Linked DNA regions of Homo sapiens: region 1 is linked to region 2. The links are chromatin loops, found by intact Hi-C in ENCODE. Cell type or tissue: tibial artery. All regions are shown on one strand. Links, peaks and the distances in the headings refer to the core of each region. The heading gives the core; the rest is flanking DNA. Region 1 holds the start of LOC124903359 (a long non-coding RNA gene). Region 2 has its middle 23 kb from the start of CALM1.

Region 1 (15,935 bases), core at 4,740-12,739, 92 kb before region 2:
CCCACCTGCCAGGCTGGACCCAACTGGGGAAGCCTGGGAAGTACCCCTTGACTTGGTGGGTCCTGGTGTCAAGGGAAAAGATAACCCTCCTGAGAGTAGCTGCCCTGTAGCTGGGCCTCCAAGGTGCCAGGAGGGGAAAGGGCCAGGGCCTGGAAAACACAGCTGCTGATGGCAGCCTGGAGCTAGCCCCGCAGGGCGGGGGGCCACGCAAGTGGTAAACAGGAGGGAGGTGGCTCACCCCTTGGGAGCTGCTGCGGATGTTGTTTTGGAAAAGGGATCAGGAGTCAGCCACTGTGGAGCGCCAGGGCCCTGGAGAGCCAGAGAGAGCCACTGCAACAGAGACAGTCCTGCTGGAGCCCAGGAGTCTGGGAGAGCCAGTAAAGATTTGGGTGAGGGAGGCCCAACTGCTCCTCTGAGGAATAAGGAGAGACCCTCCCTCTAGACAGAGTCATCAGGGTTTGTCCAGAATGGCTTGGGTTTCATACACACTGACCTAAGTGACTTCTCATGTGCACACTCCCTGCACACAGACCCCTGAACACATGTTCACATGCACTCCACACACACCCTCGCACACACATTCCTGCACACACACTCCTGCACATATACACACTCACATACAGCCCTGCACACACAGGTTCTGTGTGAGGCCACATGGTTCAAGTCTCAGCATCACCACTTCTTGGCTCTAAATGTGGGCGTTTCACTTACGCTCTCTAAGCCTCAGTTTCCCCATCTGCCAGGTGGAGCCAATACTCTTGTCCTACCTCTGGGTGATTGCGAGGTTAGCAATGCCAGCTGCCAGCTTGGACCCATGTAAGTCATTGTCCTCCCCGTTTAGTTAAGGAAACTGCATCTCAGCAAGGTCGAGGGAGTGGCCCCAGTGCCTGGGCCAAGTAACAGGACAGGACTTGAATCACATTTTGAACCAGAGGTCACCTGCACATCACACATCCATATTCACCCATATGTGCCCACACGAGTTAGCAACTCGTGCACACTCATAGATGCACGTGATTGTAATAATAGCCTCCATTGATGCGCATTTACCATAGGCTGGGCATTGTGCCAAGTGCTTTACCCATGCTCACACAGCACCTCACACCTCAGTGCTGCCCCGATGTGTTTGGCTGCAAGTAACAGAATTCAACAAAACCACAAATACAGCCATTGTTACTTCACAAGGACCCTGGGCATAGGCAGTTTCCGGGTGGCTTGGCTGCTTGGTGAGGTCATCAAGGACCCAGGTTCTTTCCCTCTCTCTGCCCACCATCCTCTGTGTTAACTTGGTGCCACATAGTTGCAGGATGGCTGCTGCAGCACCGGCCACCACGTCTGCACTCCAGCATGAAAGAAAGTGAGGGTGGACCTAAGAGAACTCTCCTTTCACACCCTTCCCTTTTGTTAAGAAGCAAAAGCTCTCCCAGAAGCACCCCCACAAAAAACTTTCCCTTACACTTCATTGCCTGAAATTGCGTCAATGGCCCCTAGCTGCAAAGGAGGCTGGGAAAGAAAGGGCCTGGCACAGGGGTACAGGGCCATCATCACTGACTTATGCAATGAAGCAAGACTTGTCCCTGGGGCTGGGCATTCTGCCGCCTTGAACAAAATCAACGTTCTGTTGGCCAGGAAGAGGAGGTGAAGGTGGATGAAAATGTCTACTGCTTGTGCCCTTCAGCACCATCCTTCATCCCTCCTCCAGGGGGCAGTGTGGGACAGAAGACACAGAAGGCACAGGGGTGTGAACGCCTGGCGGGGGATGAGGGGACCCCAAATTCCAGTGCAAACCCAGCCAGCAACAGGCCTGCTGCAGACAGCTTCCTGGAACAAGGCACGTACCTGGTTGTGCCCACCCCAGGCACCAGAATCCAGGTCACAACGGCACGTGTCCCCGAACCCAGACATCTAGTGCTGTGGTTCTTAACCTTTGTTTCTTCCTGCCATGACACATGGATGGGATGGGTGCATGCCCATGGCCGTCCTACCCTTCACCAGCCCTCACCAAAACATATCTGCCTGCGAGTGCCTGATGACGCTGTCATGGGGTAGCCTGGAGTCCCCTCTAACGAAAGACAACAGGAAGTCAGTAGCTCACCTTCCCCAGGCATCACATGGAGCCAGCCGGGAGTCCCTAGTGCGGGGAATGACTGCCTCATGGAGCATTTGTGAAGATGGGTTGTTGAGAAGGGCTTGCTGTCATGTTCCTTCTGGAGTGACATTAATCCGGCCTGCCCTTCAGTCAACACAGCTTGAGGACCAGCCCTGGCTGAGTGCTGAGGGCGGGGCTTGGCTGTCCGGGACCAACCACGGGTCTTTTTTGGGAGATGCGTCCCTGTTTGGATTTTATCTGAAAGCCCTCTATCCAGGGTCCTGTTGACGCCATGTGTGCCCTGTGGGCCTTGGTCCGGGTCATGCATTCTGGGGACGCTCTCCTGAGCTGGAGCACTAGCCACTGTGCACATGATGTTTGGGGTCCCTGACCCTGCAAAAGCTCCAAGCTCCCTGGAGCACCCTTCCTGCCTGCCCAGCCAGCAGTTTCTAGTGGAAGTTTATTTCCTTCTGCGCGCTCTGCGGTGCTGGCCGCCGGCCTAACGAGCACGGCTTCTTGCTTTATGTTAGGCCCTGCAGATCTCCGGCAGAAGCTGTCTCTGTCCCAGGCACTGGCAGAGGGAGGGGATGGAATCCCTTCCAGATCAGAGTCAGAGATGGAAGCAGAAGCCCCTCCAGACAGCGCATGGCCCCAGGACACTTGCTGGGGGAGCCCCAACAAATCTCGTACTTGGGCAGTGCAGGACTCAGCACCCTTTGGACAGATCTCCCGCCCACTGTCTCCCTAAACACTGAGAACTGAACTTCTTATAAATGCTTTTGGGTGTTAAGAATGGGGCTTGGGAAGGCTGTGATCACACCACCGCACTCCAGCCTGGGTGACAGAGCAAGGCCCTGTCTCGAAGAAAAAAAAAAGAGTGTGGCAGTAGATCCTGGTGGCCCTTCCCTTTGAGAGAGCGGGTGGCAGGGAGTGGCTGGGTGTGAAGGGTGCATGTGCCGCGATTCAAGGAGAGGGAGTCCCCACAGGTCCCCACATGGCTGTGTCAGCAGCTTTGGCTTCCAGCAAGTGGCGGGAGGGGAGGGCGTGTTTGTCTGAAAAGGTTACTAAAGGTTGTTTCACTCAAAGGATTTGGTTCTTTGCAACCTGGCCGCTTGGATCCCAGAGTTGGGCGAGGTGGGAGACACAGTGGGGTTTTCAGCTCATCTCCGCTCTGGGCGGGCTGGGGGCAGGGGCAGGGACTGGGTGTCCTCTCTGGCTGCAGCTGCACTCCTTGCAAGAAGGGAGGGGGTTCTGGTGAGGGAGGGCCAGAGCCCAGGTGTTCACACCTGCGTATGCTGAGCCTGTGTGGGGTGCTGGGGACATGGAGACCCTGTCCCTGAGGAGTGTTCAGCCCTGGAGAGGGGCTGATGGCCATGCAGGTCACCATGGAGCTGAAGTTCTCAAATGGGGGTAATTGTGTCTCCCAGGGACCATTTGGCAATGTCACAATTGCCAAGGGATACTGCTGGCATCTAGTGGGTAGAAGCCGGGGCACTGCTAAAAATCCCACCATACACAGGACAGCTCCCCACCACGTGGACCTATCCAGCCTCCAAATATTAACAGGGCGTCTTGGGACCACCAGCGTGCTGCCAGGGAGCCAACTTCTGCCTGGTCAGCTAACTCCACCGTCCCAGAGCCTGGGGAATAGCGAGGAGCGGCTGGAGACTGGCGCATGAGATCACCTCTCATGGCGCGACGCTGCCTGATCAGGTAACTGCGCTGACTCATCAGGCTGCCATCCCGTGGCCCTGGAGAGTGGCTTGTGGTCTTTGGCTCTGGGGTAGTGAGAGCCTGCTGGCCCTGGGAGGGTCCAGCCCTTTTCTTAGGCTCTTCAAGTCCCAGCACACACATGGGGACTGGCTCTCTTCTCAGGGTGGCCGAGGCCCTGCTGGACTTGGAGAGATACAAGCCCTAAACAGGGGGCTTTCTTCATACTCAAGCATCCAGCTGCCTTCTCTGGCCTATCTCTCTCAGAAAATGGACAGGAGGCTCCCGCCTGTGTCCCTGCTCCAAGACTTTCCTGCCCAGAGCACTGAGGCCCAAATGAGAACAACCAAAATAGGGCAGAGGCCAGATCAGAGTCCACATCTTATCTTACTTTTTTGAACTCCCCTGCACCTTCCAGATAAAACCTCCATCTGCCCTTCCAATGATGTGACTTTGCTTCAACTTGCTTTTCAATTTTCTTCTTTGAGACGGAGTCTTCCTTTGTCGCCCAGGCTGGAGTGCAGTGGCGCAATCTTGGCTCACTGCAACCTCCGCCTCCTGAGTTCAAGCAATTCTCCTTCCTCAGCCTCCTGAGTAGCTAGGATTACAGGCATGTGCCACCACACCCAGCTAATTTTTGTATTTTTGGTAGAGATAGGGTTTCACTATATTGGCCAGGCTGGTCTCGAACTCCTGACCTTGTGATCTGCCCACCTCAGCCTCCCAAAGTGCTGGGATTACAGGCGTGAGCCACCACGCCCAGCCAACTTGCTTTTCTAACTGCCCCCCTTGTCCCTCTCAAAGCCCTGGACTCTTCAAAGTCCCTGCCCTCCTGCCACATAGCCCACCTCCCACCCCATCAACACTGACTCTGCCTCCCCCACCTCGTCCCCACTGACAAGCCCAAATTTCACTGTTCCCTCTTTGGTCACTTCTGCCTCAGCGCTTCCGTTCAGCACTTACTGCATTTGAAATTCAAACAAAAGAAAATGGCTTTAGGAAACTTTTTTTTTAACCAAAAAAAAAAAACTTCTTGTACTTTTTAAAAACCAGAAAAGTGTAGAGAAGAAAACAAAAGCCTTAAAATGCTTCATTCCTAGAAAGCCGCCGCTAACAGCTGGAGAACATCCCTGCCCGTGTCTCAGCGCAAATACACACCAATAAATCCATGTTTCCAACTCCACAGAAGCCGGATCTCTTTGGCGTGGCTGCTTGTTCATCCATCAATGTGACATGGAGAACCTTCCGTGTCAATACAAACACCCGTGCGCTCGCTGACCCAGTTGTGGGAACGTATTCCATGGGATCCACAGATTCTAATCGAATTCTTTAGTTCCCAGTTAAAGGACTTTAGATGATTTCCAACTTTTTATTTTAACAAACAAGACAAGATTGTCCAATGTATACTTTGAACCAATGGTGATCATAAAAATAATAACTACAGTGCATGAAATACCAGTTACACGCCTGGCATCCCTCGAAGCACTTTATACACAGTAACTCATTTACTCCTCCCAACAAACCTGCAAGGCGGGTACTGTTAGTGCCCATTTTACAGACAGGTAAAGTGAGGCATGGAGTTTATGCTAGAGGTCAAAAGTTAGTAAGGGGTGGCTGGGCGTGGTGGCTCATGCCTGTAATCCCAGCACTTTGGGAGGCCAAGGTGGGCAGATCACAAGATCAGGAGATCGAGACCATCCTGGGTAACACGGTGAAATCCTGTCTCTACTAAAAATACAAAAAATTAGCCGGGCGTGGTGGCGGGCGCCTGTAGTCCCAGCTACTCGGGAGGCTGAGGCAGGAGAATGGCGTGAACCCGGGAGGCAGAGCTTGCAGTGAGCTGAGATCGCGCCACTGCACTCGGGCCTGGGTGATAGAGCCAGACTCCATCTCAAAAAAAAAAAAAAAAAAGTTAGTAAGGGGCAGAGCCTTCATAACCAACTTGCCCATGCTGGGGGAAATGTTTCTAATCTTTTTAATAATCTAATGGGGGGGTGCAGAAAATCTGAATGTTGCTTTTATTTTCATTTTTGTTACTCATCAGGTTGATTTCTATTTTTTGTTTTTTTCTAAGTGTTGATAAGCATTCATTTTCTTTTTTAAGAGATGGAGTCTCCCTCTGTCACCCAGGCTAGAGTGCAGTGGCACCTGCAACCTCGAACTCCTGGGCTCAAGTGGTCCTCCTGCCTCAGCAGCCTGAGTAGCCAAGACTGCAGGCACACACTGCCATGCCCAACTCACTTATTTCCGTTTTTATTAAAAAATTTTTTTTTTGTAGAGATGTGGTCTCACTGTGTTGCCCAGGCTGGTCTTGAACTCCTGATCTCACGTGATCCTCCCACCTCGGCCTCCCAAATAGCTGGAATTACAGGCATGAGCCACTGTGTCCAGTCTTAATTCTTTCATGAGTTACTTCTTAGCCATGTCTTTTTCTCATTTTTCAACTGAGGCCTTCACAGTTTATTGATGAATTATAGTGCTTCATACACCGTGGAACTAGCCCTTTGTTTTAGAGAGGGAGGCCCTCTAGGCAGGGATTGCACCATCCTCACCCCATTTCCCCAGCCTGGCATGGAGTCGGCTGCCAGTACCTGGGGTTCCAGGAGGCGTGACACCTCATCATTCAAAAGGGGGCTCTGGAAGCTCCTAGCGCTTGACAGGGGCCCGACCGATTTATCATCAACTCTAATGTCTGGTCTGCCCGCTTGGCCCAATAATAACTCCCTCTGTTTGCTCAGAGCTTGTAAAGTTTAGAATGAACGTCCTCACACACTCATCTGATTTGATGCGCACGCAGCCAGGTGAGCCAGGCGTGATGCATGAGCCCCTTGTTAGAAATGAAGAGACTGGGACTCGTAACACAGAACACGCCAAAGCGCCCATGGCCGAGACTGACGTCCAACTCAGGGCTTCTTGGTCTAAGGCTCACCCGCTCCATCTCTGAGTGACAAACTCAAATCAGGGGCCTCTCAGAACCCCAGTTTGCTGGTCAGAAGAATGGGGTGGAATTTTCTGCCTGCAGAGGACAGGGCCCTCTAAAGGCCTGGCTCCCTGACACGCCTGGAGACTGGCACACAGCAGTCCTTGCACCCGCCCCGTTCCCCACCCAGTCAGGCCAGGGCTGTGGGCCAGGCCAGCCTGCCTCTCAGAGAGCTCCCAGCTGGGGCTGAGCTCAGGGAGGGAGCCAAGGGAGCAGCGAGCAGCGAGCAGCGGGCGGCACAAGGGCCCCTTTGTGCCTGTTGCTAAGGGCCCGGCTGTATTTACTCACCTTCAGTAAACAGGAGGTGCTGGAGGCCCCGCTCTGTTATGACAACTTAAAGAGCATTTTCTTTCCTTCCTCAGCTGCTCATGCCCCAGGTAGCTCCAGGTGAGTCCCCACAGTGGAGGGGCTTCCCTGGGGCTGAGCTGGAGCTGAGTGGCAGGGCTAGGGAGCATCAGAAGGGTCACTTGGCTCAGCTCTTGAGGCTCTGATGGGGACGCTGACACTGGAGGGGGTCCCTGGCCCAAGGTCACAGGGGAGGGTCAGGCCAACATAGGCCTGACAGCTGCGGTCTGTCCTCTGCACAGAGCTGATTTGGGAAGCGTCCACCTGTCCCTCACACACTGGTTGTCAGCGTTTGGCTAAGTCCCCAGGCCATTCCCCGGGGAGGTTAGAGGGAGGCTGCCCAGCTCACCTCCACCCAGAATTTTCTGGAACCAGGCCCTTGGAGGCAGAGAACAACTTGAGTCATGGTCATTTTTTAAGGGTCTTAATGTCTTACCGACACATGGAGATCACGTTATAAGAATCATAATATTGTTTGTAATGCTTATGGTGAACAAATTACCACTTTCAGCCCCCACTGGGGCAATAGCCTAGTGGTAGCTACCAAGTAGATACAGGATTTATTTCCGACACATCCAGGTTTAGGAGCCATAGGAGGTGCGTCCAGTGATGGGACCCTCCCTGGTGGCTGTGAAACAAACTTCCTCTGGCCCTGCAGACATCGTGGTTGTGCCTGAGTCTGTAACCTCCTTTGGAGAGAATGTCAAAGGCTTATGTTTGAGGCCCTTAGTGTGCAAGAAGGCTCCTGTGACAGGCCCAGCCCAAGGCAGCCGGCAGCCAGGTCTCCTGCGTGACCTTTAGCCAGTGCTCACCCCCTCTGACTCCCTTCCTCCAAGGGAGGGGTGAGCTGTGCTGGGGCTCTGCCTCTCCCCACACTGAGGGCTTGGAAGGGCTGGGGTGGAGGCATTTCTGGACTGGAAAGTGATCTCCAAGAATCCCTATGACCCCTGGGCAGGTGCCTGGGGGCTTCCAAAAGGCGGGAAGCTTCTCCTGCTGGAGTCCCACCCTCTCCTCCTGCCGCACACAAGGGCTCTGTGTACTTTGGTGTGGCCTGGACTGCAGGCAGGGAATCCTTTGGGGGAACCGAGCTGCTGTGTGGATTTCCTCCACGGTGGGGGCAGCCCATCCTGGGGAGGCCTCCTTGCCCCAGGGCCACCTCGTCCTGGCAAACAACCCACAGCTCAGGGTTCGGCCTGGGGTGGCTGTGATCCTGGCCCAGTGTTCTTTAAAAGAGTCAGCTCTGGCTGCCAGCCTGGCAGGGGAAGGTCAGGGGCACGCAAGAGCACACAGGCTGCCTCACCTGGGTTGGCGTGGCTGGGTTTGCCCCCAGAGGAAGCTCACCCTGCAGTCTGGGGCTCCCACCGGGCCCTGCATCTACCCCTCAGCACATTGCTCTGGCAGAATCAAATCGTGTCAGTGGGAGCTTCTGAGTGAGCCTCAGACAGATGGTGAACAGCAAGGAGGGGGCAGGGCCCTGTGGGGCTGAGCCCTCCCCCAGGCCCAGCCCTGGGCCCCCAGAGCTGGCCTTATTGTCCTCATTTACAGATGAATAATCTGAAGCTCACAAGGCCCCAGGAAGCATGGGGACAACATAGGGGACAGTGCTGTGTCTGGAGATGGGCCTGGAGCAACTGTGTGTCCCATCCCTGGCAGCTGCCTCTCAGAAGGAAGCCGAGAGCCCCACGTGGCCATCCATCGGCCACATGACATCAAGCACGTTACTCGACCTCTCTGGGCCTCAGGGTTCATAAATAGTACCCACCTTATGGGGTTGCGGCAGTTAGTGAATTCATACTTTTTAAGCACTTAGCATAGTGCCAGAAATAATCATTACATACGTTTCTCAAATAAAACAAATATACTGTAACGGGATGATGACAATGAGAATGGCGACCATTACAGGACGAAACTGTCTTGGAGAAAGCAAAACAGCTCAAGCCTGCAGACCTCAGAGAGTTCTTCTGCTAAGGTGCCTCTAGGGTGCCTGGATTCTGGGAGAGGGGTCACTGCCTAAGGTGATCTGGGCTGGACTGGTCCCTGGGCCACTGTCTGGGAGTTCTCTGAAGGCCAGGTGGCTCACAGCCTTCCTCCTTGGCCTTCCCTGATCTCTGCCCAGCCTGGCAACTCACTTCAAGGTGCTGTTAAGACCCTTTTCTCCTGGGCACTCAGCCCTGCTGCAGGTGTGACGTCAAAAATTGATCAGCCTCTGCTAATCTGACCCAGGTGGGGTTCTCTGTGTATGGCTCTGTGCTGGGCACAGGTGCTTGCAGGGGACACAGTGGAAGGTCCGGCCATCAAGGTGCCAAAAGGGTGAAGGGCACACTGATCCGAACATGCGTCACCCTGGATTTCTTTTTCTCTTTTCTTTTCTTTTCTCTCTCTCTCTCTCTCTTCTTTCTTCCTTTATTTATTTTTTTTTTTTTTGAGACAGAGTCTTGCTCTGTCACCCAGGTTGGAGTGCAGTGGTGCGATCTTGACTCACTGCAACCTCCGCCTCCCAGGTTCAAGCAATTCTCCTGCCTCAGCCTCCTAAGTAGCTGGGATTACAGGTGTGCGCCCCTACGCCCAGCTAATTTTTATATTGTTAATAGAGACGGTGTTTCACTGTGTTGACTAGGCTGGTCTTGAACTCCTGACCTCAGGTGATCCACCAGCCTCAGCCTCCCAAAGTGCTAGCCGGGAGCAGGGGCTCACGCCTGTAACCCTGTCGGACTTCTGTGTGGGAGGGCAGGCGGCAGGAATTATGGACCCAGGAACAGGACAGACCAAATCAAAGTGGCCTCAGAGAGGCAACATGGCTCAGCTCAGAGCCAGGCAGGAGTGTACAGTGCCCCAGGGCTTATACTACTGTCCCTGTGTCAGAGGTGACAAAGCTGGAGCTCAAAGAGGTAAAGGGACTTGCCCAAGGCCACAAAGCTAGTAAGGGGCAGAGCAGCACCTCGCAAGCCTCTGGGGGTTCATGTTGCTTCCAGGGGCCAAACCTTGATTCATTCTGAGCCTGATTCAAAAGCCAGATTTTGATACCCCTTCTTTTCCTGGGCCCTCCTTTCTGTTTTGTTTGGGGAGAAGTGGACAGGAATGAAGGGGGAGTCAGCGGGAGTCTGCCCAGGCAGAGGGGAAGAGCTCACTCTGATTTGCATGACCAAGAAGGCGGGCACAGGGGGAGCTGGCTCTGAGGCCCTGGCTCCTGGGTTTCTTCCAGCAAAACAGTGATGGGGGCAGGGATGAGGTGTGTGCTGGCTCACGTGAGTGACACATTGGGAGCAGAGCAGCATCGTCTAACGAGAACAACTGGGCTGTGCGCCACCAAAGGTGAGGCGGGGTGGAGGGGGCGGTAGAGCTGGGTGAGCCACCAGAGATGGGAACACAGGGCCACTCGTGCCTTGCCTGGCTGTCTGACTGTGTCACATGCAATAATGACAGTCACTGTTTGTTGTCTGCTACTATGTGCCAAGCACCAGGCAAAGCACCTTCTACATGTTACCTCCTCGATCCTCACAACAGCCCCAGGAGGGGTGCTATTATCCCCCTTTCAGAGTAGGAAACTGAGGCTCAGGGAGGTGAAGAGATATGGCCTTGGTCACAAAGCTGGGGTGCAAACCTGGGTTGGCCCTGGAGCCTGGGCTTTGAGCCCCAGCCCCGCCCTGCCTCTCTGCACCTCTGTCATGGCTCCTGAAGGATGTGGGTGCTGGCCGGGCACAGTGGCTCACTCCTGTAATCCCAGCACTTTGGGAGGTTGAGGCAGGTGGATCACCTGACGTCAGGAGTTCAAGGCCAGCCTGGGCAACATGGAAACCCCGTCTCTAAAACAAAAATTAGCCAGGCGTGGTGGTGGGCACCTATAATCCCAGCTACTCGGGAGACTGAGGCAGGAGAATAGCTTGAACCCAGGAGGCAGAGGTTGCCGTGAGCCGATATCACACCAAAAAAAAAACAGAATGTGAGTGGAGGAGCTTGCCCCAACCTGTGGCCAGAGGGCATTGGAAGGAAGCAGAAGCCTCCGGGTGGTCATGGACGGTAACATCAATTGGCCCAGACTTTCAGGAAAATACCAGTGCCAGGCTCTTGGGGCATCATGATGCTGGGACCAGCTGCACCACATCCTGAATGGGCGTGGGGGTGGGATTCAGGGGAGAGCTGAGTGGAGTGGCTGCTGTCAGTCATCTTGGAAAGAAGGTCCATGAAAGAGGAGTGTCTGGGGTCCAGGAGGGAGAAAGGACTTTCTGCTCTCTCTGGGCTCATGTTTCCCTTCAGAGGCCTGAAGTGGTCGTGATGGTGGGTGAGTTTTCCCAGGTCTCATGGAGGCAGCTGGGAATTAAAGACAAAACCGTGCCTCAGTTTCCCCCTCTTGGTGGTGGAGGTGGCAGCAGGAGCCCAGAGTGGGCAACAGTTTCTAGGACAGCCAGTATTGAGGACTGGTGTATTCGGTGGCACTGGTTAAGGCAGGGTAAGGAGGACTTCGCTCAGGACCGTCATGATAGGTATAGGGGCCACTGCACCAGGGTCTTGCTGAGGGAGAGAACTGGCTCAACCTCAAAGACCAGCCCGGCAGGTGGGGATTTATAGCAGAGGAGGCAGAACGGGTGTCGGCGGATGGAAAATCACTGAGAGGAAACATCTGACAAAACCGCCCGAACAGGATTCTTGCTGCAGGCAGGGTGATCGGACAGTGCCCGGGGGTGGCGGAGAATGAGGAACCCCGTTCGTTCAGGTCTCCACGGTGATCAGCGATCTAGGATGGGGGGTCTGCCTAAACTGACTTCACAGGTTCTTTTGCTAAAACTGGGTTTTACAAGGAAGTGCCCAGACGGGTGTAGCAGAAGATTCAGAAGCCTGACTAAAGTTTGGCCAAGCAAGGAATCTTCATCAGGATCATGACTAAGGGGGCCTCCGCCTCCGTGCAGGTGGCATCTGCTCTGGCCACCCTAAGGAGGGAAGCACCTTAAGAAGAGAGGTGTCCCCACGCACCCCAAAGCCTGGGAACATCTGCAGAGGTCAACTCCCAGGAGAAGGAGTCTCAGCAGATGCTAGAGGAGAGAGCAGAATACCCCCTGCCACCAGGAGAAGCTTCCAGAGAACACCAGAGGAAGGCAGGGCCCGGAAAATGCACAGAAGCAGGAGTGCATACTCTGAGGGGGAAGGTATGAAAAGTGAGGTCTCAGAACAGTGAGGTAGGAACACTGGAGGCACCAATGACACATCAGCATTTTTTGTTCATTGTTCTTTAGGTAAAATATCACCCCCAACAAGATTTTGTTACTATGTCCCACAGTCCTGGGGGTTGGCTGGTTCTCTCTGGGAGCCTCTCCTGCCATCACGGCGGCTGGGGCCAGAGTTGTTCTGAAGATGTCTTCATGCCCATGTCTGGCGGCTGAGCCTCAGCTGGGGCAGTTGGCTGGAGCATCCACGTGCAGCCTCTGTGTGGCTTCGGCTTCCTCACACCATGGTGCCAGCCTTCCTTCATTCTAAGGAACTGGGCAGAACCGGTGTTGTCTTTCATGACCCAGTCTCGGAAGTCACATAAATTTACCTCTGACATAGTCAGAGTCCTGCCAAAACTCAAGGGAAGGGAACAAAGACTCCACTTCTCAAAGGGACGGGTATTGGCGCCATGCTGTAAGAAGCACAGTGGCTTGGGAGGTATTGTGGTCAGCTCTGGAAAAGACAACCGCCATATTAGTAAATATTTATTGCAAACCTACTGTGAGCCAGGCACTAAACACTGGGAATCCAGACGTGAACCACAGACACCAGTCCCTGCCTCATGGAGCTGACATTCTAGTAGGGGAAGCCAGACCATCGAGCAAATAAATAAATGCAATGGCGCGTTAAGTGGAGGTGAGCGCTAAGGAGAACAAGCAGTCAAGGACCAGGGCAGGCAGGGAGAGGGCTGAGTGACAAGAGGGTCCTCTCCCCACATGTCTGGTCCCCTCTGCGGTGACGTCTGGGGATGAGACTCCAGGAGAGGGATAGCCTGAGCAGAGGCACTGAGGTGGGGGATGTCAGGGGCTTGGGCCACAACTCAGAAGCAGCAGAGCTGGAGTTGAGAGAGGGAGGAGAGTGCGAGGTGAGGGCGGTCAGGCAGTGGGGCCAGGACGGGCAGGTGGTCAGCCTTAGCGGGGACTTTGGCCTCTGCCTTGAGCAAAGCAGGGACTGTGGAGAGTTTTGAGCAGGAACAGAGAACCTCTCTCACTCTAAGAGCAGGACTGGATGTATAAGAACAGTTCTCCCCCACCACCATGGCCCACGTTAACCTATGTAACATGTAACAAACCTGCACATCCTGCACATGTACCCCGGAACTTAAAATAAAAATAATTTTTTTTAAAAAAAAGAACAATTCTCCCCAACCCCCAGCCTCTGCTTGCATGCCTCTAAGAATATGGGACTCACCCCTTCATTGCTTATCGGGTCTTTCTTGTCGTGAATGAACATAAGTCTCTTTGCTACGTCCCCCGCATTACAGTTGGGCTCTGGGGCCATTGAATGGATCTGTCACCATCCCTTGGTGTTTTAGGGGTGGATGCCTAACTCTCTGAGTCTTCACACTAAACCAATCCCACCCAGTTCTTTCCTCAGTCCATATACACGCGCCACTACCTCTTGAACGCTCACCATTTTGGTCATTTATATGTGTCCTTTTTCTAAACCAGGGGGTGGCGAACTACAGCCCAAAGGCCAAATCTGGCCCACCACTTCTTTGTGCAAATAAAGTTTTATTGGAACACAGCCACACCCATTCATTTACTGTTGTGCTTGGCCGCTTTTGTGCTATACTGGCAGAGTAGTTGAGTTACTACAGTGGAGACTGTATGACTCGCAAAGTTTAAAATATTTACCCTCTGGCCCTTTACAGAGGAAGTTTTCTGATGCTCTCCTAAATGTGTGTGCCTTAAGTTTCACCCCAATCACTCAGCTGCTGCTGAAAGCAGATTGGAAGGGGCAAGGAGGCCTATCAGAAGGCCAGGCTCTTAAAGATGAGCAGTAATAATCCCAAAGTATAATACTTTCACACATTTGCTATAAATTTGTGCAATTCAAATATTAATTCAGGCTGAGCACAGTGGCTCACGCCTGTAAATCCCAGTGTTTTGGGAGACCTAGGCACAAGGATTGCTTGAGCCCAGGAGCTTGAGACCAGCCTGGGCAATGTAGCCAGATCCTCTGTGTAAAAAAAAAAATTTTTTTTTTTTGGAGATTGAGTCTCACTCTGTCACCCAGGCTGGAGTGCGGTGACGCAATCTCAGCTCACTGCAACCTCTGCCTCCTGGGTTCAAGTGATTCTCCTGCCTCAGCCTCCTGAGTAGCTGGGATTACAGGCACGTACCACCATGCCCGGCTAATTTTGGTATTTTTAGTAGAGACAGGGTTTCACCATGTTGGTCAGGCTGGTCTCCCACTCCTGACCTCGTGATCCACCTGCCTCGGCCTTCCAAAGTGCTGGGATTACAGGCATGAGCTACCGTGCCTGGCCCAAAACAATTTTTTAAAAATTAGCCAAGCGTGGTGGTGTGCACCTGTAGTCCCAGCTACTCAGGGGGCTGAGGCAAGAGGATCGCTTGAACCCAGGAGTTGGAGGCTGTGGTGAGCTATGATCACGCCACTGAACTTTAGCCTGGAGCAAGACCCCGTGTCAATAAACAAATAAATAATAAAAAGATGAATTTATACAAACACATGTTTTAAAATTAGACTTTATGCCTAGTTCTCCATAAAGATTTCTATGACACGTCTCTGCTTGCGTAAATACATATTGCTGTGTGTTTTCGTGAATGACCACCCCAACACAGAAGGCCTGGAATCTTACCTTCAATCCTTCCGTTCCGCCTGTCGAACACCAGCTAGGAACAGAGCAGGGGGGCATCCTCAGGTGCAATTAAAAACCGCAGATTTTTAACTCTGAAAAATAACAACATTAAAAACCGCAGTGGGTGCAAGGCCCACAAAGGGCTGAGTGTCTGAGGCCTGGCGGCAGGGATTGGCCAACTCTGCACAAGAGAAGGCAAGAAAACCCAACCCCGCATGGCAGGGCCGGCCTCCCTGGGAAACTTGGACTTGCCCCCGACTTTCCGAAGCAGAGGTTTGCTCAGTCTCTGTGGTCGTGAAGCATGGAAGGCAATCTCTGAATTGTTTTCCAGAAAGAAACGGAGAAAACAAAAACTAAGTTGCAGTTTGAAAATATCTGCTTTGTTTTACTTAAAGAAAACAGGCAGCAGGACTCACATACTTAGATGGAGAGGCTAAAACAGGGAAGTCTTTTTTTTTTTTTTTTTTTTTTTTTTGAGATGGAGTTTTGTTCTTTTTGCCCAGGCTGGAGTGCAATGGCACGATCTTGGCTCACTGCAACCTCCACCTTCCGGGTTCAAGCGATTCTCCTGCCTCAGCCTCCCGAGTAGCTGGGATTACAGGCATGTGCCACCATGCCCGGCTAATTTTTGTATTTTTAGTAGAGATGGGGTTTCTCTATTTTAGTCAGGCTGGTGTCAAACTCCCGACCTCAGGTGATCCGCCTGCCTGGGCCTCCCAAAATGCTGGGATTACAGGCATGAGCCATTGTGCCTGGCCAAACAGGGAAGTCTTTACCTCTCTTCGATGGAAACTTCCAGAATCTGTATCCCTCGGTCACTAAACTGTGTGGCCTCTTCTGACCTCTCTTGCCTTTGGTTCTGGGTCCGTGTCTGTGTAATAGAAACTCCAGGCCCCCCCGCTTGACCCCCACCCAGGGCTGCTGGAAGGCTCGCTGAGAGGGTGAAGGTGGAAGTTCCAGGGGAAGTGACTGCCAGGTGTCCCAGCGTGGGGACTGTGCATGGA
Region 2 (15,935 bases), core at 4,533-12,532:
GGAGGTACTTGGGGACCCTAACTTCTGGTGAGACAGAAGCATCCGGGGCTCCAGGTGCCACCCCCCACTGTGGGGCGCCCTCCATCCTTGGAGCCTCGCCCTCTCTGACCTCCCTGGGGACTTTGGAGGGGGCTGGAAGGAAGGTGGAGGAAGCGGAGCTGCCGGGTGGGGGATGTGGAAGGAAGTCTATATTTGCTCCCTTGCAACAGCAAAGACTGTTTACCTCCAAGTCTGTGTTTTTCAAGGAAATGGAGGCCAGCAGAGGAAAAACGCCCTTGTGAAAACATTTCCATGAATTTATGTTGTTCATCTGGAGAGGCACGGCCCCCCGGCAAGGCCTCTGGGATTCAACATGGTCAGGATGAGGCTGGCCTGCCGGATCCAGGATGGAAGAACACCAGCCAGGCCAGGAGGTGACAGGTGCCACCTTGGCTCAGCAGAGCCAAGGAGCGATGCACACTCATCCCCTGGGGCCTCTCACTCACATTCAGATCTGTCTCTCATCAGCCGAAAGAGCAAGGGAACGCAGTGGGGTAGAATCAGAACACCTGGGTTTGAGGTCACAGGTCTGGTCGTTGTTTTCACAAGGGCAGGGAAGTGTGACTCTGGACAAGTCACTAGGCTGCTCTGGGCCTCAAGATCCTTTTCTTAAAGTGAGATTGAAATCTTGTACCTCTCAGGGTCGTTGTGGGGACCAAAGGAGGAAACGAGTATGAAATGATCATTGCATCTCCTTTCTGAACAGGGCGAGGCCAGGGTCTGGGGAGAGCTCTCCTGAGGCACAGCTCCCATGCCGGAATGGCTCCGTAGAATAAGTTCTAGGAAGCTATTTCACACCTGTAATCCCAGCACTTTGGGAGGCCGAAGTGGGCCGATCACTTGAGGTCAGGAGTTTCAGACAAGCCTAGCCAACATGGTGAGACACTATCTCTACTAAAAATGCAAAAAATTAGCCGGGCGTGGTGGCAGGTGCCTACGGTCTCAGCTACTCGGGAGGCTGAGGCAGGAGAATCACTTGAACACAGGAGGCAGAGGTTGCAGTGAGCCGAGATTGCGCCACTGCACTCCAGCCTGAGCAAAAGAGAGAGACTCTATCTCACACAAAAAAAGTTCTGGGAAGCTGCTGAACTACATCAGGGATGATAATCAGGGTTCTGGTACCACCTGATGTATTTCGTCCAGGCCAGACGAGAAACTTGGGCAGCCAGGGCAATGCATGGGAGATTTGCAAGGAAGTCTCACTGGACGAGGGAGGAAGGCCTTGGAAGGTAAGTAGCTACTTAGAGGAGTAGCACTTAGTGCTAAGGAAGCCGTATGTAGATAATAAGTGGGGCAGGCACTCCGGGCAGGGAGAGTGCTGACAGCAGCGGTCTGGTGGATGGACTCCTGCCAAGTGCTTGGAAGAGGCCGACTGGATCCGTGTGCTGAGTGAAGGAATAGCACCGAGCAGCGGTGGGAGTGTGGGAAGAAGGGAAAGAAAATGAAGGGGAGAGATGACAAGACCCTTGAATGCCAGCCAGGCCCAGGGTTGAGTGTTTGTCCCAAGTAGAATTTTTTCAGGAGGGGATGATCATAAAACCAACTCAAACTGGCTTCAGCCCAAAAAAAGAATGAATTGGCTCATATAACTGAAGAATTTGGGTGTGGGGCTGGGTAGTACAGGCTGCTTTCTCCAGGGAGGTTTCCCCGTTCGTGGGCTCAGGAGGGCTCAAAATCACACTTCCAGGTTCCAGGCCAGAGGAAGATAGGCGTCTCTTTCACAGAACTCCAGGCCAGCATCTAATTGCAGGTCACTTGCCCCAACTGGGATCCTTACCTGTCATTTAACCAATCCCTATGGCAAATCAGGCCTCTCTCCTGGAACTGGGGAAGGGATTAAGTTCTATACAAACATGTGGTTGAGCCCGGAGGATGGTGATTTCCTGTGAACGTGAAGGAAACCATTCCCAGAAGCAGAGGGCAGCGGGCAAACCCTGGGGCTCCTCCCGCCAGCAGTGTGGAATGGCAGCAAGGGGCCCACCAGGGCAGCGTCCGTATCCTCCTGCCTCAGCCTCCCAAAGAGCTGGGATTACAGGCCTCAGCCACCACACCCAGCCAGACCCTGCATTTATTTTATTTTACTTTATTTTATTTTATTTCATTTCATTTCATTTTAGAGACAGGGTTTCGCTCTGTCACCCAGGCTAGAGTGCAGTGGCACTATGTTGGCTCACTGCAAATTCTACCTCTTGGCTTACTGCAATCTGTACCTCCCAGGCTCAAGCAATCCTCCCACCTCAGCCTCCTGAGGAGCTGGACTACAGGCGTGCACCACCACGCCCAGCTAATTTTTATATTCTTTGTAGCAATGCGGTTTGCCATGTTGCCCAGGCTGGTCTCGAGCTCCTGGGCTCAAGCAATCTGGCCACCTTGGCCTCCCAAAGTGCTGGGATTATAGGCGTGAGCCACTATACCTGGTACAGACCCAGCATTTAGACGGTGACCCGATGGCCTCCACAAAGAGTGAGTGAGCTCAGTCCCCACTTACCCACAGCAACCCCATGCAACACTGAGGATATCCCCTCACCTCTCAGGCCCTGCAGACAGAGAGTGCAACAGGCCAGCTGGGGCTGGAGTGATGGCTGAGCCGAGAGCTGGGATTTGGGCAGGGCCTCGGCTCCCAGCCTTCCCTCCACCAGTGCCCATTTGGCTTCACCAGCTCCTCCCCACCCTCATATGATCGCTGCCTTTAATCCAGCAAAAAGCTTTTACCTTGTTTCATCTGCAGAGGAGCCCGAGGATTTAGATTTTTGCATTTTAAATGTTATTCATGTTTTGATTTAAATCCCTAAAACTAATTCTAGGCATTCCATAAGCCGCATGGCCCCCTAAGATCCTGAACCCTTCTCTCGTTCCAGGCCAGTGTCTCATCAGACTAATGTGATACGGTGGGATTTGTATGTGTGTCTGTTTTTAATAGAGAAAAACAAAAACCAGGAGGGTTTTGGAAACGTTAAACTGTTGTTTCAGTCTTTTAAATTTTGGATGGTTTCCATGGTAACTGGTAAGTTTGCTTCTTTGTTCGCTCCAGTTTTCTGGAGAGGCCAAGGCAGCTCTCCACAGCTTCTTAAGTAGGCTTGGATCAAAGTCCAGGCACGGGAAGGGGGCAAGCCGCAGCCCCAGTGTAACGAGCTGCCCCCCAGGATTCACCACCGACTGGGCAAAGCTGGAGTCTGAACAGTCCTCAAGTAGACCTCACTCCCCTTCCTACGTCTCCCTGAGGCTCAGGGCAATTCCATCGAGCTCCAAAGAGTCCACGTGTCAGAGGTGTTTGAACCAGAGCAACCCTATCTTAAATACGGGCAGGGTAAAATGAAGCTGAGACCTACTGGGCCGCATTCCCAGGAGGTTAAGGCATTCTCAGTCACAGGATGAGACAGGAGGTCGGCACAAGATGCAGGTCACAAAGACCTTGCTGATAAAACAGATTGTGGTAAATAAGCCGGCCAAAACCCACCAAAACCAAGATGGCAATTACGAGAGTGACTTCTGGTCCTCCTCACTGCTACATTCCCACCAGCGCCATGAGAGTTTACAAATGCCATGGCAACATCAAGAAGTTGCCCTATATGATCTAAAAAGAGGAAGCATGAATAATCCACCCCTTGTTTAGCATATAATTTAAAAAATTACCATAAAAATAGGCAATCAGAAGCCCTGGGGGCTACTCTGTCTATGGAGTAGCCATTCTTTTATTCCTTTACTTTCTTCATAAACTTGCTTTCACTTTGCACAAGGGACTCACTCTGAAATCTTTCTTGCATGAGATCCAAGAACCCTCTCTTCAATCGGGACCCCTTTCCAGTAACACATGTGCCTGCTAGAAGCCCAGGTCTCAGGCTGCAGGGTTCGGGGGCGGGGTGGGAGCAGGCACCCTGCCCCAGCCTTCCTGAGATGCCTGTCTGCGCACCTGGACACGCTAATGCCTGGGCCTGTGAAGGGCAGCCTTGAGCTCTTCCTCCTGGGAGCCAGGCTGGGGTCCCCCTCACTGTTCTCTGGCCTCAGCTGGTTGTGCAGCCTCAGCCCCAGGGCCCCAGCTGAATCTGGGAAACTGCTATGCTCAGAGGTCTCGCTTCCCAAAGGGGCCTGTTCTGGTGTTGAGCCTCCATTTTGCCAGCTGGAGTCCCCAGAGTCCCACTTACGATGCTTTCTGCTTTTGGCCCCTTCCCCTCATTCTCCAAAATGGTGTCTGTCAGCTCTCGTCCTGATGCACCATGTCGTAAATACAGTTTCGTGGGTATGTCACTAAATTGGCAGGACACACTGCCAGTGTCCTGGCAGGCAGGCGACAGGGGCCACACTCAGACAGGGGGATTGGGGCTGTCTACAGGGTATGGGCAGGGTTAGGGCTACCAACACAGAATGTCGAAGCACCCCAGGGCTAGACAGGCACCAGCCCCTGCCCTTAAGGGGTCGAAGGGTGGGCCTGAGCCAGAGCGGCAGGAAAGGGCTGTCCACAAAGGCTGGGACCCTCACTGAAGGACACAGCCATTGCTAACGCACAGCCCAGCTGCCACTTGGCAATCAACACCTGGCCTCACTCTCTCCCTCCTCAGTCACCCATGGTGCCTCCCTTTGGCCAGCCCTGCCTGGAAGCCAGAGGCAGGGACGCCCATGATGATGTGGAGCCAGGGCAGGGAACGGCCAGGGGTGAGACTGGGCGGCGGAGCAGAACCAGTTCCACAGGGCCCAGCAGCTCCCCACTGCCCATGGGAGGAGCTGAGTTACCCCACAACTTACGCTCCTGGCGAGTCCCAGACCTCTCCCCAGCCCTCCTATTCACAATCAGGACACTCCTGCCGGGGAGGGGGCGCTGGGGCCTTGCTGCATCCAACTTGCCTGCTCAGAGCTGGGGCCTGCGCCGGGCTCTGTGAGGATGGGTCGATAGGACCAGCCCTGGGCTCTGAGACGCTCTCAGCCTAGTGCACTGGGTGGGAGAGGACTGGGAACAAGAGGCCTGGGCCTGGAAGATGCTTGGCTCCAGGCGCCCATGCCCACCTGTCACCACACACACCTCGGGCCAATGCTAGTGGACCAGGGTGGCAGGCTGAGTCGTTTGGACCTAGCATCTAGAAGCAAGCCAGAGAATCCAGGGAGGAACTGATGGGTGGTGTGGCCGGAAGTAAATTTGGGTTAAATGCAAATAATTTTTAAAAGGTCTAAGCAGGCCAGGCAGGGTGGCTCACACTTGTAATAGCAGCACTTTGGGAGGCCAAGGCAGGTGGATCACTTGAGGTCAGGAGTTCAAGACCAGCCTGGCCAACATGGTGAAACTCCGTCTCTACTAAAAATGCAAAAATTAGCCAGGTATCATGGCACATGCCTGTAGACCCAGCTACTCAGGAGGCTGAGGCAGGAGAATTGCTTGAACCCGGGAGGTGGAGGTTGCAATGAGCTGAGATCGTGCCACTGCACTCCAGCCTGGGTGACAGAGTAAGACTCTGTCTCAAAGAATAGATAAATAAATAAATATTTAAAAATAAAATAAAAAAGAAGGTCTAAGCAGCCATCATCGAAAAAGACACCCCCCCCCCCAACTCTCCAGAGGCACGGGGGACGGGGTCCAGGCGAGACAATGTGGCTGCTTTCTGGGCATGAGCAGAGACCACAGGATGGGGAGAAGGAGCCATCTGGCCTTCTGGAAGGAACAATGTTCTAGACCGAAGGAACAACAAGGGCAAAGGCCCTGAGGCAAGAGCACATTTGGTGAGCACAAGAAGCAACAAGGCAGAGTGTGTGACAGGTAGAGGGGTAGGAGAGAGGCCACAAAGGAGGCCAGGGGCCAAGACACATGGGCTCTCAAAGGAAGGAATGAAAATGGGAGCCACTGAAGGACGCTTAGTAGAGAAGAGACGGCTTCCGTGCTCAGACACTGTGTTTGCACCAGAGGATGGGCAGAGGGTGGGGACGAATATTCTGTCTTCGCTCAAGGGGAAGCTTTCGAAGGCCAAGTCCCAGTGGCCAGGTGTGGTGGCCCACAACTGTAATCCCAGCACTTCAGGAGGCCGAGGTGGGTGAATTATCTGAGGTCAGGAGTTCAAGATCAGCCTGGCCAACATGATGGAACCCCATCTCTACTGAAAAAAAAAAATACAAAAATTAGCCGGGAGTGGTAGCCTGTGCCTGTAATTCTAGCTACTCGGGAGGCTGAGGCATGAGAATCACTTGAACCCGGGAGGCAGAAGTTGCAGGGAGCTGAGATTGAGCCAGCCTGGGTAACAGAGTGAGACTCTGTCTAAATAAATAAATAAATAAATGCCAAGTCCCAGGGAGGGAGAAAGGCTGGGGCAGGGGGTAGAGGCCAGAGGGAGGCCTGGGATATTTGACCTTGGCCCAGAACTCAGGGCTGAGTGCCGCAGACCTCGGCACACCTCCTGGCAGCCCAGGGACAAAGGCTTGGTCCATCTGTCCACCTGTGTACTCCTCCCTCTGTTCCCAGGAGTTTTGTCCCCACCACTGTGACAACACTGACCTTTGAAAATGATCACTGTCAACTGAGCTATATCCCCTCCATGCTGTAGGCTCCTGGGGGGACTCTCTGCTAAATGAAAGTGATTGTCACATGGATCCATCAGCCCTAGGGTCAGGGGCTCTCAGGCATTCAGCCTGGAGGCCCCTCTGTTTCATGCAGGCCTCATCTGCTCAAGGCCAGGCCCCATGCTAGGACACAGCAGCGCAGAGAAAAGTGACTGATGATATGCCACGAATCCCCAGAGCAGGTGCTGAACAATGCTTGAGTAGATGGGATGACCTCTGAGGCTTTGTCACCCCTCAGTAGGTCGCAGTCCCCCGCCGTGGTGGGGAGGGGACACACACCTCCCCAGCTGTCAGCAGTCGAGCTGAGACAGCATCTGTAACCCATGCCTTTTCAGGGAGAGTCCATCAATCGCAGTGTTTGAAGAGGGAGATTGGCTCCTTGGAGGACATGACAGTGAACCTGGGCCTGGAAGGACCAGTGTTGTCTGTGAACCTTGGACTTACCAAGTGGGACTCTCTGGGGCAGGGGCTGGAATTCTGTGTCTGTAACAGCAACTTGGCTGATTCTGAAGGGAGGCACCCCAGGTTGAAGGTGCATCTGGAGCAGAGGCCCAGCAGGGGTCTGGCAGAGTGTGTCTGGGGGACAATGCATGGAGCTGTGCAGTGGACAGGGAGAAAACCACAGGTAATAGCCCTGGGAAGGAAGGTGCATGGGGTCGAATAACCAAACGAAGGAACTAACGCACAATGTGGCATGCCCACGCGCATACAGCTGCAGCCCGTGTGGGCATGGAAGATCCCACAGGCCCCTACTTATCAGAATCGCTTCTTGGGAGGTATCCCGAGCCTATGGATTTTGACCAGGTGAAGGCCTCCCGAATACCCAGGAGAGGAAATTAATTAAAATGCATCACGGCTGGGCGCGGTGGCTCACACCTGTAATCCCAGCACTTTGGGAGGCCGAGGGAGGCGGATCACGAGGTCAGGAGATCGAGACCATCCTGGCTAACACGGTGAAACCCCATCTCTACTAAAAATACAAAAGATTAGCCAGGCGTGGTGGCAGATGCCTGTAGTCCCAGCTACTCAGGAGGCTGAGGCAGGAGAATGGCGTGAACCCGGGAGGTGGAGCTTGCAGTGAGCAGAGATCGCGCCACAGCACTCCAGCCTGGGCGAAAGAGCAAGACTCCGTCTCAAAAAAAAAAGGCATCAGGCCGGGCATGGTGGCTCACACCTGTAATCTCAGCACTTTGGGAGGCCAAGGTGGGCAGATCACTCGAGGTCAAGAGTTCGAGACCAGTTTGGCCAACATGGTGAAACCCCATCTCTACTAAAAATACAAAAATAAGCCAGGCATGGTGGCAGGCACCTGTAATCCCAGCTACTTGGGAGGCTGAGGCAGGAGAATCACTTGAACCCGGGAGGCGGAGGCTGCAGTGAGCTGAGATCGCACCACTGCACTCCAGCCTGGGTGACAGAGCGAGACTCTGTCTCAGAAAAATAAAATAAAGTGCATCAGTATGTTCATCAGCTGGCCGAACAGGTGGACCTATTTGACGCTGCGAGGTAAGTTCTGTTACCACGTGCGAGGTAAGTTCTGTTGGGAGCTGAGAAAGACAGGCCTCCAGAATGACATGGGGCAGAACTGGAAGAGAAAACTTGGCCGATTAGGCCATTGTGTCCATGGGGGACTGCCCAGGAGGCAATCAGAACACCGAATGGGGGAATCCAGTCATTTGTGGCTTGCTGGGTGGAAGGTGCTGGCTGGGGCATCGGGAGGCCGGGGTTCAGTCCTGGGCTTACCACCCTCTGCAAGTGGGACTTTGGTTGGTTCTCTGTCTCTGTTTGGGACCAAATTCTTCACCTATTAAGTGGGAGCCTGGGGCTGGGTGTGGTGGCTCATGCCTGTCATCCCAGAACTTCGAGAGGCCAAGTGGGAGGATCACCTGAGGCCAGGAGTTCAAGACCAGCCATGGCAACATAGCTGGACACTGTCTCTACCAAAAAAAAAAAAAAAAGTGGGAGCCTAGACCAGTTATCTCAGCATAACTTTCCAGCTCCAAACATTAAGAAAACCAGCCTCATTCTACCTCTTCCTTGGGAGGACTCTGGAGAAACCCTGGGTGTGGCAGGGTTTTCTCCCTGCCAATATGCTTGGCATTCAGGAAGAGCAGGATGTCACTGAGGCTCTTGCCGCCGGCGCCCGGGCCAGGAGGCCTGCAGGCCCGCCTGGAGCAGGTGAGGATTCAGGATGTGAGTGGGTTTTTCCCTGAAGCTTCTCAGGCCAGAGCCGAGGGAAATATCAGCATCCTGGCAGTTTGCCACCTGAGTCAGCCCAGCTTTGGCTCATTCGAGGAAAACTAACTGCAGGAAGCTAGGAAGTCTGATGTGTGGCAGGATGTGTGTGTGTGTGCGTGTGGGAAGGCGCATGCCCTTGTATGGGCCTATCCATGGGAAAGGGTTCACAGGTGTGCGATGCTGGCATTCGTCTGATACATACCATCGTGGCCATAACAGCCTTAAAATATTCTAAAGCTTCCTTACCTGCTGGTAAAAGCCACCGGCCTCAACACCCCCTGAGGGCCCCCTGCTGCCCCAGCTCCCTCCCTGGACCCCTGGGACCTCCCCCATGAGCCTCCAATTGAAGGGTTAACTCTCAACCCTGCACCAGCAAAAGCAAGAGAGTGTTCTGGTTGGTGGAAAGAACAGGGGACCCTCCCTGTTGTTACACATCTTGACAATTGCCCTGTGACTATGTACATGTGTGTATGTCCATGTGAAGGTTTGCATCTTCAAGCTCATACAGGCCAGCTTCACTAGAGAGCCTGTCACTCATCTCACCACAGCAGTTTAATAAAAGGTGTCCCCTTCCATGGTTTCAGAGGAAGGAGTCTGAAGTTTGGAGGCAGGAGAAAGGGGTTCCCTGCCCAGCAGGGCTCAGGGGCCCAGGTAGGAAAAGTAGCTCAGAGAAGCTGACAACCTGCCGAAATCACTCAGCTAGTAAAGAGAGGAGCTGAGGTTTGAACCCAAACATCCTGGATTGCACTAAGCCTGGGGTTTTATACTCTGAATCAGCCTGGGGATGAACAGCAGCTGCACCTCAGCTCAGCTTCCCAGCTTGCAAAGGTTTCTGACATCTATGGAGCCTCCCAACTCATTCATTCAGTAGGTGAGGTCCTGCGAGCCTAAGTGGCAGAGCCAGGGCTCAAACCCAGATATCAGTGACTCAGTGACTGGGTTCTTAGCATTGTCCCCACAGGCAGCAAAATGGGCACAGGGACTGTGGGGCACAAGCTATCTTCTCACTTGTGATATGCAGCATCACACACACTGGGCCAGCATTTTCTTAGGTCACTGAAAACCTGCTAAGATGCATGTATCACTGACCAAAACAAGGGAGACCAAAAGATGGGAGCAACCCAAATGTCCGTCAACTGATGAATGGGTAAACAAAATGTGGTATGTCCAGACAGTGGAATATTATTCAGCCATAAAGAGGAACAAAATACTGATACCTGCTACAATGTGGATAAACCTTGAAAACACCATGCTAAGTGAAAAAAGCCAGACAAAAACCACATATGGTATGATTCCATTTATATGAAATTTTCCGAGTAGGTAATTCCATAGAGGCAGAACACAAATTGGTGGTTGCCAGGGGCTGGGAGGAAGGGGGAATGGGGAGCGAGCGGTAATGAGCACAGGGGTTTCTTTTGGGTGATGCAAATGTTTTGGAACTAGATAGAGGTGGTGGTCGTACAGCACTTTGAATGTACTAAATGCCATTGCATTGTACGCTTTAAAATGGTTAATTTTATCTTATATGAATTTCGTCACAGTTTTTAAAAAAACAAGGGAGAGGCTGGGCACAGTGGCTCACGCCTGTAATCCCAGCATTTTGGGAGGCAGAGGCAGGAGGATCACTTTAGCCCGGGAGTTCGAGACCAGTCTGGGCAACATAGTGAGATCCCTCCTCTATAAAAAATAAATAAACAAACAAATAAATAAAAACAATGGGCCAGGCATGGTGGCTCACGCCTGTAATCCCAGCACTTTGGGAGGCTGAGGTGGGTGGATCGTGAGGTCAGGAGATCAAGACCATCCTGGCTAGCCCAGTGAAACCCCATCTCTACTAAAAACACAAAAAATCAGCTGGGCGTGGTGGCACATACCTGTAGTCCCAGCTACTCAGGAGGCTGAGGCAGGAGAATTGCTTGAACCCGGGAGGCAGAGGTCGCAGTGAGCTGAGATCTTGCCACTGGACTCCAGCCTGGGCAACAGAGTGAGACTCCATCTCAAAAAAAAAACAAAAAAACAAAAAAACAAGGGAGAAAGGCAATTATACTGTAATATTTTAAAATAAAAAAGCTATAATGTATTAAATTTTGCTATATGCTAGACTCTATAAGAATACAATCAGAACAACATTACATTAAAGCCTCTTGGGTTCTGCCTTGACTCTCCAGCCAGGACCATTCCTCCAGGACCGAACCCTGCCATCAACTTGCTGACCTCCCCACCTCCCCCAAACCCGTGAGGAAAACTGATACACAGTCCTTTCTCTAGACTCCAATTCCTGTTACAGTTGATTGGTCCAAGGGTGGGCAGCTTAGCTAAACTGTACCAGAATCCTTTCTCAAAAATGAAACTGGAACTAGGTGTGGGGGCGTGCGCCTGTAGTCCCAGCTATTAGGGATGCTGAGGTGGGAGGAGTGCTTGAACCCAGGAGTTTGAGGCCAGCCAGAGCAACACAGTGAGACCTCATCTCTAAAAAAATAATAAAAATGACAAGTGTTGCAACTGGAACTGAGCCAGATTATCTCTGCCTGGCTAAAGCTGTAGGACGTAAAGCTTAGAAATCGTGCTGGCCACGTTTCCTGCTGTAGGGAAAAGCCAGACTGCAGGAAATGGGAAGGAAGGCAAGGCACGAGACAAGAGAGACAGAGTCTTGATGGAGGAGTGGGAGTCCTCAGTTCCAGAAAAGCCGAAGAAGCCACAGGACATCTGCCCTTCCATGGGCTTGGTTGTTAGCCTGTTCTTCCCCTCATGGGACTCAATTCTTCCACTGAAATAAGCGTTGAATGGTTGGGTGAAAACCAACATGGTCATGATATGTTTTATTTAATGCACTGCTAAATTAAGTTTAATATTTAGATTTGTATATTTTTGCATCTATGTACATAAGACCAGCCTGTAATTTTTTTTCCTTCTTCTGTTCTTGTGTGGTAATTGGTCTTAATATAAGCTCTTTTTTTTAAATTCTATTTTTCTGGAAGAATTTATCAAGAATAGGTAAAAAGTCACAGTGTGATTTTTTTTAAATTCTCTGGGATAATTGTTTTGTTTTCAGTAGTGCTTTATCTATTAGTTCAAAACAGAGGACTCCATATGGTATGGAGCTTAAAACAACCACTATTTTATTTTATCTCGTGATTTTGTGGGTGAAGAATTCAAGCAGAGTTCAGCTGGATGGTTCTTCCACTCTGTGTAGGTCAACTGAGGCTACCTGGTGTTATTCAGCTGGTGAATGACCTCGTCTAGAGGATCCAAAATGGCCTCGCTTACATGTCTGGCACCTGGATGGGGATGGCAGAAAGAATGGCCCAGTTGGCCAGGTGCAGTGGCTCATGCTTATAATCCCAGCCCTTTGGGAGGCCAAGGTGGGTGGATCACTTGAGGCCAGGCATTCAAGACCAGTCTGGGCAACATGGCAAAACCCTGTCTCTACTAAAAATACAAAAAAAAAAAAAATAGCTGGGTGTGTTAGCACGCGCCTGTAATCCCAGCTACTTGGGAGGCTGAGGTGGGAGAATTGGTTGAACCTGGGAGGCGGAGGTTGCGGTAAGCCAAGATCGCGCCACTGCACTCCAGCCTGGGCGACACAGTGAGACTCCATATCAAAAAAAAAAAAAAAAAAAAATTATGGGACAAAGATTTCCCTCATTCAGTGGGAAAGTAACATCATTTTATAAGCATCCATCACAAATACATATACTTTAAACTACTGCTTCAATTTCTTGAACAGTTTATTTTAAATTTTCGATTTCTACTTGAGTCCATTTTCTAGGAAATTTAGGAAATTGTCCATTTTATGCATCTTCATATTTACTAGCATCAATCTTTTCTTTTCTTTTCTTATTTTTTTTTTTACACAGAGGGGGTGTAGCTATATTGCCCAGGCTAGTCTCAAACTCCTGGCCTCAAGCTATTCTCCCACATCAGCATCCCATCGTGCTGGGATTACAGGCATGAGCCACTGCGCTTGGCCACATCAACTTTTTAATAATACACTTAAAAAAAAAATCTCTGGTTTATGATTGCACTACTGCACTCCAGCCTGGATGACAGAACAAGACCCTGTCTCTAAAACAAACAAACAAAAAGAACCATTTTTTAAAAAATCAGCACTCCCTGAAGTTTGTCTAATAATCTTTTTTTCACTTGAAACACCAGAAATTAGATTTTATTTTAAAGCTATAATAATTAAACAGCATATGAGTGAATGCAATAATAGGAGAAAATAATCAATGATACATGAAACATCGCCTGCAATATAAGCAGGTTCCAGGATAACATTAGGTTTCTGTAATGTTCTCATCACTTTCTTGACTTTAAAAAAAATTGTGGTAAAACATATAAAATTAATCATTTTAACCATTGTTAAGTATACAGCTCGGTGACATTAAGTATATTCACACTGTTGTGCAGCCATCACCACCATCCATCTCCACAAGTTTGCTTTTTTTTGTTTTTGTTTTTGTCTCTTGTCACCCAGACTGGTGTGCAGTGGTGTGATCTTGGCTCACTGCAACTTCTGCCTCCTGGGTTCAAGCGATTCTCCCACCTCAGCCTCCCAAGTAGCTGGGACTACAGGCATGTGCCACCATGCTTGGCTAATTTTTGTATTTCTAGTAGAGACAGGGTTTCACTGTGTTGGCCAGGCTGGTCTTGAACTCTTGACCTCAGGTGATCCACCCACCCCAGCCTCCCAAAGTGCTGGGATTACAGGTTTGAGCCACTGCAGCCGGCCCAGAAGTTTTTCATTCTACAAAACTGAAACTCTATACCCATCAAACAATAACGCCTCATTCCCTTGTCTGTGGCAACCATCCATTCTACTTTCTGTGTGAATTTCACTACCCTAAGTACTTCATATAAATGGAATCATACAGTATTTGTTTTGTTGTGCCTGGCTTATTTCACTTAGCCTGTCTTCAAGATTCATCCGCATTGTAGCATGTGTCAGAATTCCCTTACTTTTAAAGGCTGAATAATATTCTCTTCTATGTCTGTACCATATTTTATCTTTCCTTCCGTCAGTGGACATTTGGGTGCTTCCACCTTTGCCTATTTCGAAAAATGTTGCTATGAATATAAGTGTACAAATATCTATTTAAGTCCCTGCTTTCAATTCTTTTGGGTCTGTAACCAGAATTGGAATTGCTGGATCATATGGTAATTCCATGTTTAATTTTTTTGACAAACTGCCATGCTTTTTGTAAAAGAGCCCACTTTTTGTCTGTGTCGATCTTCTTTGTTTTGTTTCTCATTAATTTCTGTGGTTATCCTTGATACTTTCCTTCTACTTTCTTTGAGCTTATTCTATTCTTTTGCTAGCCTAAGTTGGATGCTTAGCTTATTTATTTTTAGCCTTTCTACTTTTCCATTATAAGCATTTTAAGGCTATAAATTTTTTTTTTTAGATGGAGTCTTGCTCTGTTGCCCAGGCTGGAGAGCAGCGGCACAATCTCAGATCACTGCAACCTCCACTGCCCAGGTTCAAGCGATTCTCATGCCTCAGCCTCCTGAGTAGCTGGGACTACAGGTGCCTGCCACCACACCCAGCTAATTTTTGTGTTTTGAGTAGAAACAAGGTTTCACCTTGTTGGCCAGGCTGGTCTCGAACTCCTGACCTCAGGTGATCCACCCACCTTGGCCTCCCAAAGTGCTGGGATTACAGGCATGAGCCGCCACACCCGGCCAAGGCTATACATTTCTAAGTACTGCTTAAGTTGTACCTCATTTTGAAATGTAGAATTTTCTTTCATTCAATCCTAAATATTTTCTAGATTTTCGTTATGATTTCTTCTTACCCATGTGTTATTAGAAGTGGATTTTAATTTTCTAAACAGTTATTTTTAAAGTTGTATTTTTGGAATTATTTTCTAGGTCAATATGATAGGATTTTTAAAGTAGTTGTTGAGATTTACCCTATGATCTAACAGGTAGTCAATCCTAATTATCTATTTAATTAATATCTTCTTAATTGATATTTGTTAGTAACTTTATTACACTAATATCATTAATTTGTTGTTTATATAATTATATATTTGTATTTACAATTATATATTATAACCACATAGTTATATTGTTTATTAATTTGTGATTAATAATAGTGCTGATTAATATTTAATATTTCAAATGTGCATTCTCTACTTGCTGGGTCTAATGTTCTATGTATATACAAGAGATCAAACTTGTTAATTCTGTGGTTCAAATCTTCTATTGTCTGGTTGATTTCTCAATTACCAGAAGTATATTAAAATCTCTATAATAATGGATTTCTTATTCTTACCATTGTTAATTCTTACTTGATGCATTTTCATGCTATGCCTGCATCAGTTCTTACATATTAAAGTTGGTATATGTTGTAGGCCAGGCATGGTGGCTCATACCTGTAATCCCAACACTTTGGAAGGCAGAGGCAGGCAGATCACTTGAGGCCAGGAGTTCGAGACCAGCCCGGCCAACATGGCAAAACCCCATCTCTACTAAAAATACAAAAATTAGCTGGGTGTGGTGGCACATGCCAGTAATTCCAGGATTTGAACACAGATGTTTGAATACACAGCCTGGGTAAATTTCACTACATCTTGTTGATTTCTCTCAAAGAGTGGTTTTAAAAAAGAAGGAGCAACCAACTCAAAACCAGTGCACTTAACGAAAACACAACCAGCCAGGCGCAGTGGCTCACGCCTGTAATCCCAGCACTTTGGGAGGCCAAGGCAGGCGGATCACCTGAGGTCAGGAGTTCAAGACCAGCCTGGCCAACATAGTGAAACCCCATCTCTACTAAAAATACAAAAAATTAGCCAGGCGTGGTGGCGGGCGCTTGTAATCCCAGCTACTCAGGAGGCTGAGGCAGGAGAATCACTTGAACCCAGGAGGCAGAGGTTGCAGTGAGTGGCGATTGCGCCACTGCACTCCAACCTGGGCGACAGAGTGAGACTCTGTCTCTAATTAATTAATTAATTAATTAATTAAAATAAAATAAAAAATAAAAAAGGAGCAAAATGTTAAGCCTGACAAGTCGGGAGGGGTCCATGACAGTGAGGAAGACCAAGGTCTGCCTTGTGGAAACAGGATTAGATGTCTAGAGTTAGCTCCACAAGCTGCAATAGCACCAATGGGTGGGGTTA

The links. Hi-C counts contacts between places; a loop is a spot of excess contacts. Peaks named below come from ENCODE experiments on the same cell type or tissue, not always from the same donor. Only the 100,000 strongest peaks of a DNase experiment are listed, where the experiment ranks them.
Region 1: it touches region 2 in a loop (3-fold over the local background); 3 of 110 quality-filtered maps call a loop at or near these places.

Annotation. Positions count from the first base shown.
Region 1 is chr14:90,504,852-90,520,786 of GRCh38, reverse strand. LOC124903359 (a long non-coding RNA gene) reads right to left here and starts at 15,043. Exons shown (of 2, transcript XR_007064301.1): 1 at 14,932-15,043; 2 at 12,318-12,779. LOC105370619 (a long non-coding RNA gene) reads left to right here and starts at 3,578. Exons shown (of 2, transcript NR_135274.1): 1 at 3,578-3,802; 2 at 4,900-4,981. RefSeq lists enhancers at 1,396-2,130, 6,828-7,122, 7,109-7,621, 7,840-8,672, 10,340-11,173 and 1 more. In tibial artery, for the core only: no CTCF peak of the experiment used is centred there; no DNase peak of the experiment used is centred there; H3K27ac peaks cover 1,288 bases.
Region 2 is chr14:90,412,292-90,428,226 of GRCh38, reverse strand. No RefSeq gene overlaps it. Among named protein-coding and RNA genes, the nearest start is that of CALM1, 23 kb to the right of the region's middle. RefSeq lists a silencer at 8,816-9,016. In tibial artery, for the core only: no CTCF peak of the experiment used is centred there; a DNase peak (open chromatin) is centred at 8,836; H3K27ac peaks cover 1,139 bases.